Regions from separate parts of the Homo sapiens genome. Here region 2 is linked to region 1. A link is a contact called in ENCODE Hi-C or POLR2A ChIA-PET data. All regions are on one chromosome and are shown on one strand. Each heading gives the region's core, a stretch centred on a gene start or an enhancer-like site at or near the end of the contact. The rest is flanking DNA. Distances are from core to core; before and after follow the strand shown. Region 1 holds the start of LINC02777 (long intergenic non-protein coding RNA 2777). Region 2 overlaps FGGY (FGGY carbohydrate kinase domain containing).

Region 1 (5,412 bases), core at 1,082-3,581:
AGGGCAAACACCTACACAACAGTAAGACAAATGACTGCAATATGACGGGTGCTTAAGAGGTGTCTAAAAAGAGCCACAAGAACATAGAGGAAAAGCATCAAATTACTTGATGAAGTAAAGCAAGGAGGCCTCTGGAAAGGAAGGGACATTGGGCTGATATGCTCTCCAGGCAGAGAAAGGGGGAAAGGGGTTACTCCAGGGAGAGAGAGCATCAAAGGTTAAAAAAAAAAAAGGGGTCACATATTGAGTGCTTACCACCTGTTTTAAGTGCCATCTCTCTGATTCCCATGTCAATTCTGTGAAGTAGGTATTATTCAGACCACTTTATAGAAGAGGAAACATAGGCACATAGAGAACAGGCACCTTGCCTTTGCTCACACAGCTAGTAAGGAATAGAGCTAGAATTCAGCCCTGGGCAGCCTAGCTTCAGAGCCCATCCTCTCAGCTACTCTACTTGGAGTGTTTGGGGGCAGCTGCTAGTAGTTCCTCACAGGTGAGGCAGGCAGTGCAACTGGTCACATAGGCAGGAATCTGGTCTACAGGGTCTTCCTGTATGCCGGCTTTAGGCACTTTCTTCATGAGGCCTTACATGTTCTTCATCTAGGACCTGGACCTTTTGGGATCCATGAAAATAATAATGCTGTGGTATATGCATGTGTGCTTGTGTGTTGAGGGGTACACCCACCTTTCTCAGGGGAATTATACAGTTCCATTTTTTTTTTTTGAGACAGAATCTTACTCTGTCCCCCAGGCTGGAATGCAGTGGCATGATCTTAGCTCACTGAAACCTCTGCTCCCGGGTCCAAAGGATTCTTGTGCCTCAGCCACCTGAATAGCTGAGATTACAGGAGTGCGCCACCACGCTCGGCTAATTTTTGTATTTTTAGTAGAGATGGGGTTTCACCATGTTGGTCAGGCTGGTCTTGAACTCATGGACTCTTCTCTATCACAATATATTCTAAGGCAGGCAGCGATCTGCCTGCCTCGGCCTCCCAAAGTGTTGGGATTACCGATGTGAGCCACCGTGCCAGGCTTCTATTTGCTTTTGCTTTTGATACACCCATATCTGCTCATTGTAGGAATATTGGGTGCCTTCAGCTCAGCTGGATTCTCTTGGCTTCAGTGTCAGTATTTGAATTCTTGTTCATTTTCTGCTTTCCCTCCCCAGACTGGTAAGTCCATGAGGACAGAGTCCTTGTCTATCCGCCAGACCACCAGTGTCCAGCACAGTGCCTGGCACACAGTAGGTATTCAATAATTGTTTAATGAACTCTGGGGCTTTGATTAATAATTTAGTTAGAGAGTAAATTAATTGTGAGTTAAATCTAGTTTGGTCAACAACATACTTTACACTGTGCAGTCAGTGGGGCAGGAGGGAATCACAGAAGGGTCTTTGAAGATGAAAAGTGCAGGGACTATTGGCCTAGATCAGTGGTTTACACATGAAGCTGTACTTTTAGACGAGCTTGCCTTCCGGGATTTCGATCCCTGGTCTGAGGTGCTGTTTGAGCTTCCCAGGTGATTCTGAAGTCACCAGATCGGTATTGAGGGATGCCAAATTTGGGGGACTTCCTGTTCTAACGTATTTCTTTTTGTCCCCCGAACTCATTCAACTTGTGCCTGAACGGTCTCAGCAATGGGAGCTCATTATTTCACAAGGCGAGCTGCCCAACCCAGCGTAACCACAACGACAACAATCACAGTGACACCATGTAGGGACCATACATTGAGCATTTCTTAGGTGTCAGGTACCGTACATACATGCTGCTCACTCCAAAGGCGAGGTGGGTAGTACTTGTCTGCATATGACAGCTAAAGAAACTGCAACTCCGACGTTGGTGGCGCTGGGAGTCTCAGTGGCGGCGGGGCGGGGCAGGGCCGGGACCGAGGCCACGTCCCGCCCGCCGCCCGGCTTCCCGCCCATGGGCCTCGGCAGTGCCCGCGGGAGGAGCGGGTGGAGGGAGCCGCTCGCCACGTCAGCGCACGCCCGCCCCGGCGCTCCGCCCGGCCCTCCTGGGCCTCCCCATAGAAGGTTAACCCGGGCCGGATCCCACGAGGACTGGTGGGGGCCGGGCGGCCCGTGATTTCAGTTTCCGAAGAGTCCGGCCCTGCGCAAAGGCGGGCAGGGAGGAGGAGTTCGGGAAGCCTTCCCGACAGTCTGTAGATGAAATGAACGCGCCCCGCCTGAGCGCCACTCGGGGAGCGCGCCGAGCCAGTGCAGCACCGCGGCCTCCCGGCCCGCCAGGCTGAGGGTTTCCGCGGGCCCTGACCCTGCTGGCCCCCACCGGGCCAGTGAAAGCAGCAGGCTTTATGCGGCTGTCGGGCTCGGGGCGAGGAGCCGGCTCCACCCTCCCAGTCTGGGCCCATCCTCCGGCCTCGGCCAGCCCCTTCCCTCCCTCTCTTTGGCGTTCGCGTTCCCTCGGCCTAGCAGACCTCTTAGAATGTTTGTTTTCCTTCTGAGAAAGAGCGGAGGGACGTGGCCAAGACCAACATGAACTGCAAACACGGGACATCCTCTGTGTGGGGGGACATTTTTCTGGGACCAACAGACCTGGGTCTGAATACCCATCCTGCCGCTTCCTCGCTGGGTGACCTTTGTATATCTTTCTCCATCTCTCTCAGCCTCATTATCCTCATCTGTAAAATGGGGATAATGACGCCTTACCTATCTTTAAGATACATTCTGAGGATTAGATTGGATAAATACGGATCATACATTTTAAGCACTTAGTGCTGTCAATGGCAATTAACATTATTATTCATTATATTGTTATTATGAATGACTGATAATGACACTCAAGATTATTAATGCTACTGTGTCAAAAATATGCTCAATTAAATTTATTTTTAGTGAGTGAAATAGTTTTATGAAAGGTAAATAAAGAGGAATAATACTGGGTCGGGAAGTATATACACGTTATCTCATTTAATATTCAAACAGCTTCAGAAGGTGGGTGTTATCATCCCCATTCTGCAGATGAGAAAGTTGAGGCTCTTGGAGGTTCATTAACTTGCCCACCTCACACACTTCAAGCCTAATGTCCTGCCCTCCCTCTCTCACTGACTTCCTTGACTGCATCCCTTAAGCTCCAGTCCCTTTCTACCTGCCTGCCTCAGCAAAGACTCGTCCATCTGCAGAGAAACCTGGAGGAAAGTGAGTCAGCTCTGGAAACTGGATAAAGCTCACCTCCTCCAGGCAGCTTTCCTGATTCTCTCCCTCCTCCCCCTGTAAAATTAATCCTTCCTTCCTTTCTTCTCTTGGTGCCCATAGTATGAGGTTGCACACACTTATTGCAGGTTGTGTCTCCCACCTGGGGAGTATGCCTGTCTAAGGCAGACGCCACATACTTTTTCACTCTTGAAGGGTCAATATGGTGTTGTGGTTAAGGGCACAGGCTTAGGAGCCCAACTGTCCAGTTTCAGATCTTGGCTTTACTACCTACTGGTTGTGAGCCTTAACCAAGTGACTTAACCCCTTTCAGCCTCACTGTCCTTATCTACAACATGGAGATTGACAATAAGATCAGCCTTGTGGGGTTGCTATAAGGATTGAATGAGTTAAGATATAGAAAGCAATTTGAACCTCTAAGTAATCAGATGTTCACTGAATGAAGACGGAATCGTGAAGGTCTTGAATGTTGCTTACTAAGATAGTGAGATAGAAAGCATGTTGCAGAGTTAAGAGCAGGAGTAGGTATCAGAGACCTAGGTTCTCATCCTGGCTCTGCCTTTAACTTTATGTTTGGATTGGGCCTGTTCCTCCCTCTGTCTGAATCTGTTTCCCCTTCTGCAAAATGATAAGTTTGGCTCCCGCTGCTAGATGACTTCAAAGGGTAATATTCAGTGTATTAATTCTGTGCCTCTAGGACTTTGCTTGTGTAATGTTCCCAGTTAGCGGTCACACTAAAAAATAAATGACTGGTTTGCCCCTGGAAGCATGAAGCTCAACCACTGGCTACCATGAACTCAGAGGTAGAGGATTGTACCAGTTTTGATAATTGCCAGCTTTTTCTGGGCAGGTCTTAGTGCCTGGCATTGGGCCAAGTGCCATCATTGTCTTGTTTAGTATTCTCAAGAACCCTGTAAAGAAGTCACTACTATGATCCCCTTTCTATAGCTGAGGAAACAGAGGCTAGAGGTTAACAAGCTTGTAACTAGTTGGGTGGGATGTAGGATCATCACTTGTCAGGCTTTGGCTCCCAAGGCCTGCAAGAATCCTCTCTAACACATGCCTGTTTCGATACCTCTGGGGACAAAGAACCTATTGTCTTTCAAGCCTGTTCATTATTAAGAATCCTGAACAGCCAAAAAGGGTACAGCTGCCTTTTTACGTGAGTTTCATTCATGACTTTGCACTTGGGCTCCAGGAAGACATGATTTGTATTAAGGGTTAAGAAAAGGGAGAATATGAATTCCACCAAGGGAGGGTCTCAGGAGTAGTTTACAATTGGGTGGCCAGAGGACAGAAGCCTCTGCTCCTACTTTTTTGGGCCTCACCCCCAGCCCCCACTGATGGGGTCCTGCCTGGGGACAGAGCTGTGGGATGCTAAGGAATTTCAGTACAGCCTTGATTGGGAGTGGGCTGAACTCAAAGCATCAGAAATGTGCATCTATAATTCCCAGTCAATTGAGATACATTTCCTTGGAGGTAGGGTTTGGAGTGTGGTGGAGGCAGCGAACACATTAGCAAAAAGTTAGGCTAAATCAGACCTGCAAAACTGGAGGGAGAAATTGGCTCCAGGTTTTATTCAGTTTACTGTCTTTAAAAACAAACAAACAAACAATGAAAAACCACAAATATCCTGCTCAAATAGCTCCCGAGGCTCACCTTTCCCAACAGGATGAAGTCCGGACTCCTTGGGGTGGCATTCAAGACCTTCCACAATCTAGTACTAACTCACCTTTTTCACGTTTTCTCCTACCACATTCCCAGCTCCACTCCCAGCCAGAGAATCTCGCATAGTCCCCTGAATACTCTAAGCTTGCTCTTGCTTCCATGCCTTTGCACATGCTATTCCTCCTGCCCCATAGCACACCACCACAGATGTCACATCTAGATGAAAACATCAATCCTGTGTTAAAATGCATTGGTTTTCCTCTCCCACTCCTGAATAGTCCCAGCTAAGAGAGAACCTTTGCTGCCTCTATGGAATTACAACTGCGAACACAGCTAAACAAATCAAAAAACACCAACTAGAAGCACTGAAGTTTGAAGCATTGAGTGGGTCCCCAAAGCATTATTGGAAGATCAAAACTTATAAGGTTGACTATCAGTGTGGTTTGGAAAGTCTTGAGTTGCTACCAAATGAATTTAAGGATAATACAACAATGTGTTCCTAAGTTGGAACAATTTGCCATATAGATGTTATGCTAAAATCCAGCAATAGGACTAAAAAGCATTGTTAGGGAAAC
Region 2 (6,093 bases), core at 420-2,919, 510 kb after region 1:
ATCTTTACTTATTAAATAAAACTGAAATGTTGCTCAGACACCTTTTGCTGTTTTTGGAATGCCTTTGTAGACACTTTTGATCTTGCTTAAAAAACATAACAGCATTTCAAAGGCTTATCTTAGCTATTCTTATTCATACCTGAAAACCTACAGAGTTTGGATAATTTTGGCACACATATGTGTGCACGCATGTATATGTATAAATATTCTGTCTCTCTAAATATATATGTATATGCAGGCACATGTATAACTCTTTAAGAAATGTTTTTCTAATGTTTAATTTTCTTAAAGTCTGTACTTCACATCATTTTTTTCCCCAGAACTGTTTATCCTCACTCCAGACATGACCCTTGGAAAGGTGGCAGAAAAAACAAACGGCTGGTGTGTTTTGGGGCAGTCTGCATTCCTTTTAACTCTCTGAGACCAGGCTTATGCATGGGCTTTCAAGCTATTTGTCCAGAGGCCCAACCACTTTGATTTCTGCTTGAAAATTAGCCTGTTGTTCAAGCTCAGGAGAGCTTCCACAGAGCTTTCTTGGGTTCGCGAACTAGAGATCTATGAAGTGTTTGCTTTTATTTGTAACTTTAACCACGGCAGCCTTAACTGGACTTTTGTTTTCTTATTTAACTTTTATCCATGTAACCTTAACCTAAGTTCTTTTTCAAATCTCCATCCTCCCCCATCTCACAATTTCTAATCCCTCTTTTGTCCTTAGATTTTTCCTTCAAAGTCAGGATATGACATTTATATCTATGCTTTAGGAAGTATCTGAAAGCTAACATACACATAGAATTATGATTTTTTTCTTGGGTTGCTTAGGAGGATTAAACAAAGGTTTTAGAAGGCAGAATTCAGAAAAAAATTGATAGAAGTTGTGCTGCAGCTTGGAGGGGAGTGTGGATTTTAGAAAGCATAAGGACACTTTCATTTGTCCCTTTCATATGGACTTTTATTTCCTCTGCGAGAGGCCCAGGGGCCTGGCCTGTGGATGGTTTAGACAGGAAAAGACTGAAGGGATAACTGCTTCCAGACCTTCAGCCTTGAATGTTCAGCCATTATTCAAGCCGTTGAGAAAGGGAGCAAGAGGCATAAGGAGGCTTCGGGAGTTTCCATGCAGCTTCTCTGAGTTCCAGCTTGTGTGCATTGTTCTCCAAATGTGTCCCCAGCACTACTGAAAGGACTTTCATACCTCAACTAACCCTTATTGCAAGCCTGTGAAGGAAGAGTTTTTTATATATATATATATATATATATATAAACAGACAAGGCAACTAAAGCTCTGGGAGGTTACAGAAACTTAAGGCCTAAGTAGGGTTACATTGAGACCAGATTAATCAGTTAGTAGATTGTCTTTCTATTTCATCATGTGCTTCATTTCCTCCTTGGTTTACATGACCCTTCTTTGGAAATTTCCTTCTGGTAATATCTTAGTTAAATGAAATAACTAAGTTTTATGGAGTATCCATTATGTGTTAGGCATTGTTTTATGCAATATGCATCTATGTAGTGCACATTCTGATAGGAACCATGTGAAGAAGGTGTATTACCTCCATTTTAGACAGGAAATCCCTGCAATACAGAGGGTTAGGTAATTTGCTCAAGATCACACAGGACACAGTAGGTGACACCAGGATTTGAGCCCAGGTCTGATTCCAGAACTTATGCCATGCCCACTACACCAGCCGTCCTTATTAAGAGGAAGGCCATTGGTATGAGGCCACTTGAAATAGACATGGTAGATATGTGGCAATCAATGCAAAGGTATTGTCTTTCATGCTCTGTTGCAATCTCATTTCATTTCTAGCATTATAGGTATTTAAAGCAGAGGTAGGCTTGCTTTCTTAGTTTCAGTTTTCTGAGAAACAAAGATAGTAACAACAATGATGATGGATCTTGTTACCATATGTGAATATCTGTGTGTACTAGGCACGGTACTTGGTCTTTACACATGTTCTTCTAGGTTAACCTTATGACAACTCTGTGAAGTTTTCTCAAATTTATATCTGAGAAAGCACTCAGAAAGGTTGAGTCACTTGCTTGCCCACATCACACTACTAGTAAGTGGAGGAGTGAGGATTTGAACCTAAGACCTCTTACAATAAAATTATGTTCTTTCCACTCAGTATATGGGACATGTATCCCTGGGGGCACATGTGAGAACTATAATTGGTCTGTAAGATTATTGATGATGGTATAGGGATAGGGTGTTAAAGAACATTGATGCCCATAGTGAAAAAGTAATTCCCTTTCACTTGTCCTACCAACCATCTGGTTACATGAAAGAGGAAGTCTCAGTTAGGTGCCAGTATGCCTTTTACAATTCTAACAGAGAACAGGGCTCAGACTCTGAGGCTCGGGCAGGTAATTGAATCTAGAAGACCATGGTGACGTTCTTTTTGTTTTTATTGTATTTTAATATCTTCTCATTAAAAAATATTATAATGTGTTCATATATACAAAATAAATGTAATGTATATATAAGGTTAAAAGAATAATATAATGAGTATCCATGTACCTATCACCTATTGAAGCATTAGATTAATTTTAGTTACTATGGGAACCTTCTGTGTCACTCTTCCCATCCCAACTTCTTTCTTTCTCTCCTACCAACATCTTACATAATCACTGTATAACTATCAAAATCAGCCAGTTAACATTCACATAATACTATTACTCAGTCTACAGACTTTTTGCTAGTTTTGCCAGTTGTCATACTGTTTCATTTCCTGGACCAGAATCTAGGATCACACAATACATTTACTAGTCATATCTCCTTTGTCTTTGGAATAGTTCCTCACTCTTTTTGTCTTTCATGACCATGACGTTTTTGGAGTCTGGTTAGGCATTTTGTAGAATGTCCCTCACTTTGGGTTGGTCTGATGTTTCCACAATATTAAATTCAAATTATGTGTTTTTGGCAGGGAAGCTACAGAAATGATGTTGTGCCTTTCACAGTGCATCACAGCAGGAGGCACATGATGCCGATTTATCGTATCACAGGTGATGTGAACTTTGGCCAATTTGTTAAGGTTGTGTCTTCCAGTTTATCCACTGTAAAGTTACTATTTTTCCATTTGTAATTAATGATTACCTTGTAGGGAGATACTTTGAGATTATGTATAATATCATGCTTCTTATACCTTTGTCCACTAATTTTAGCAACTATTGTAAATTCTTGCCTGAAACAATTATTCCTGTGGTTTTTCCATATGGTGTTTTTCTATGATTATAATTCTTTCTATATTTATTAACTGGAATGCTTTGTAGGTGGCTTTATCCTCGCCACACACTTATTTATTCATTCAGTTGTTTATTTGTATCAGTATGTACTTACAAATTCTTATTTTATTGTCTGGATTATAATCCATTAGTATCATTATTTTGTTTTGCAAATAGTCCTTTTAACCAATGGGGATCCCTTCAAATTAGCTTTTCTATCTTTCTGACATGTCTCCATCTTTTTTAAGGCATTTTTGCTTTCTGGTGCCAGAAGATACCACTTTGTGCTTTACTTGCTCCAACCCTGAGAGAAGCCTCCTCTTGCTGTTCTGCATCCATTCCTCTCAGTCACTCCTTCATGCACTATAATATGATTTCCACTCTCCCCAGTGCACTGACACTTCCGTCACTTAGGTCATTGCTAAAGCAGTAGATATTTTAATTCTTCTATTACTGCATATCAGACATCTCTTGGCCCCATATCAGATCTTCTCAGGAGGACAGTAAAGGGAAATTGTACCATCTCTTGTTCCAGCTGCCGTGACCAAGTTTGCATAGACTCTGAAAAACTTCCTACAGTATAAGCTGACAGTACCTCACCTCATGCTGCATGCTTTTCCATAGGGCACCCCACGAGGTTCCATGGGGTTTCCTTGTGGTTGCTACCTCTGGATCTCACTCTGTTCCCACACATGTACAACCTGGATAGAGAATTAATGCCTCCTTTCTCTCTATCGTGGATGGTTCTGAGATACAGTTCATGTGGCTTGGGGTGTGGAGAGGTTGAGGATGATCCTATGGGATAGAGAACGAGTCACTTCTAGTGGGGCCATCTTGATACCACAACTTCATCTTGCCTCCCCCTCCTTATTATTTGTTTTATTCCCTTTGTCTATCAGTCCTCTCCTTCTCCCTAAGATTGCACTACCTGATGCAGTAGAACCCTCTTCCTTGGGTCTGCTGTCTCGGGGACCCAGGAAAAGATGTGCAGTGTTTAAACTCCTTCTCTATAATCTCTTAACTTTCACACTATCACATTTTCATTCATTTATTCCAATTCATTCATTCATTTACACCTTATTTATTGAGACTTTCCCTGTGTGAGACATTGTGTACAGGTAGACAAAAATCTTGATCTTATAGAAGTTATTGTATTTGGGGGAGCAGAAATAACTAAATAAAACCAATTCAGCTGAATTATAAGTGCTTTTAAGAAAATGCAACAGGGAGAGGGCAGAGAGTGGGCCACGTGGGGCCTGGCATTGGGATGGTTACCACATACACTCTGAGGAAATGACATTTGAACTGATAAGGGGTCAGCAAGAAGAAATGGGCTGAGAGAAGACTGATCTATTCACAGGAAAGAGGAAGTGCAAGAGCCCTCATTTTCTGTTTTGCACTAGAACTGCTTTCCTATGATTCTTCAGATTGTGCCACCTTTCTTCCAACTCCCATGCATTTGCACAGATTGTTTCTTTGACCTGGAATGCCCTCTCTGACTTACCAAGCTGGCAGATTTCTATCCTTAGCTCAGATCTCATCTAAAGCAGCTCTCCACCCCCAGGGACATTTTAAGTCCTTTTTCTGTTGTTGGTGTGCTGTGCTTTGAGCACAGTATTCATTTATAATAGTGATGTCAGTGTACGCCTTAGAATTGTTCACCTGCATCTCTCCTTCTTGGACTAGGAGCACTCTGAGGGCAGGACTATGTTTGTTTACTTTGTATTCCCAACAAAGTGCTTATAGGGATTTAAATCTATTTATTGATGAGTTGGATGGATGAATGGATGAGTACATGGGAGAAAGAGGAAAAATGATATATGAATTGAAATAAATAAATGAAAGAGCCAGTGAATAAATGACAGTGACCTGACCTTAAGGCGTTGTCTTGTTTGTGGGTGAGACAGGAGTATAACCATTCAGAGTACTGTGATGAATGCTTAGAGATTCTCAGTGCATGAATAACAGTGGCAGTCAGCAAGTTCTGCTCATAGATGCATATTGTTTCAGCTATTTCATGCTTATTTATTTAGTTTTTAAGAAATTCATTTAGGTACCAAACATAAAAAAAAACCCAGACTTGCAGCTTTCCAGATTTGGGGCCAGACACATGACTGTAATCCCAGCACTTTGAGGGGCCGAGGTGTGCGGATTGCTTGAGGCTAGGAGTTTGAGAGCAGCCTGGGCAACATGGCAAAACCCCGTCTCTACAAAAAATACAATAATTAGCTGGGCGTGGTGGCACATGCCTGTAGTCCCATCTCCTTGGGAGGCTGAGGCATGAGAATTGCTTGAACCTGGGATGTGGAAGTTGTAGCAAGCCGAGATTGCACCACTGTGCTCCAGCCTGGGCAATAGAGTGAGATTTCATCTCAAAAAAACCCAAAAAACAGATTTGGCAGTGCTGGACCCTTCTACATGGAGCTGGGGACAAAAATCTGCTGGAAAGTAGGAAATTATTAGAATAACTAACTGTATTAAAATATGTTGAATTCTTCTTGTCATGACTGTTTTGACATTTGTTTGTACTAGTTAAGGGAAAATGAAACTTCAGGTTGACAGCCTTTACCTTCCTTGTGCCATAATTAATTTGCTCTATTCTGTTTGTTCAGGAAATTCAGCTTTTGAAGGCCCAGAAAGAGGACTAAGGGTGCAGGTGGCAAGGAAAGGTTGATTTGTGGTGACCTGGCATACTGTATTCCATCTTTAAGTCCTCACCACAAGTAGGCCTTTATCCAGGTTCTTGTTACCTGGAAATGTGTGTTCATTTGGGGTATCTAGATGAGGCAGGACTTCAAGGAAGGGGATGGATAATGCACTTAATCTTCATCTTCACATAAGGATAGCTGCTCTTTATCTTCTCCCTCTGGAAGC

Evidence for each region. A loop is a pair of places that touch in the nucleus more often than their neighbours do. ChIA-PET counts read pairs that join two places held with the same protein, here RNA polymerase II (POLR2A). Pooled maps may share reads with other maps.
Region 2: a loop to region 1 is called in a pooled map, with 2.7 times the contacts of the local background. The contact joins the enhancer-like site here to the promoter of LINC02777 in region 1. A Hi-C loop is called at or near these places in 2 of 168 maps with a recorded cell type or tissue (both gastrocnemius medialis) and 3 of 50 pooled maps. POLR2A ChIA-PET finds 5 or more read pairs at or near these places in 1 of 52 experiments (Caco-2).

The regions. Positions count from the first base shown.
Region 1 is chr1:58,901,807-58,907,218 of GRCh38, forward strand. LINC02777 (long intergenic non-protein coding RNA 2777) reads right to left here and starts at 2,332. Exons shown (of 5, transcript NR_183656.1): 1 at 1,762-2,332. RefSeq lists silencers at 1,726-2,115, 2,176-2,425.
Region 2 is chr1:59,408,368-59,414,460 of GRCh38, forward strand. All of the region lies in intron 5 of FGGY (FGGY carbohydrate kinase domain containing), which reads left to right. Among named protein-coding and RNA genes, the nearest start is that of FGGY, 110 kb to the left of the region's middle. RefSeq lists an enhancer at 5,970-6,093 and a cis regulatory region at 6,055. Within about 2 kb of position 1,670, at least 2 of the 41 ENCODE cell types and tissues checked have a DNase peak (open chromatin) inside an H3K27ac peak, as active enhancers do; they include gastrocnemius medialis, where a contact is called at or near this core.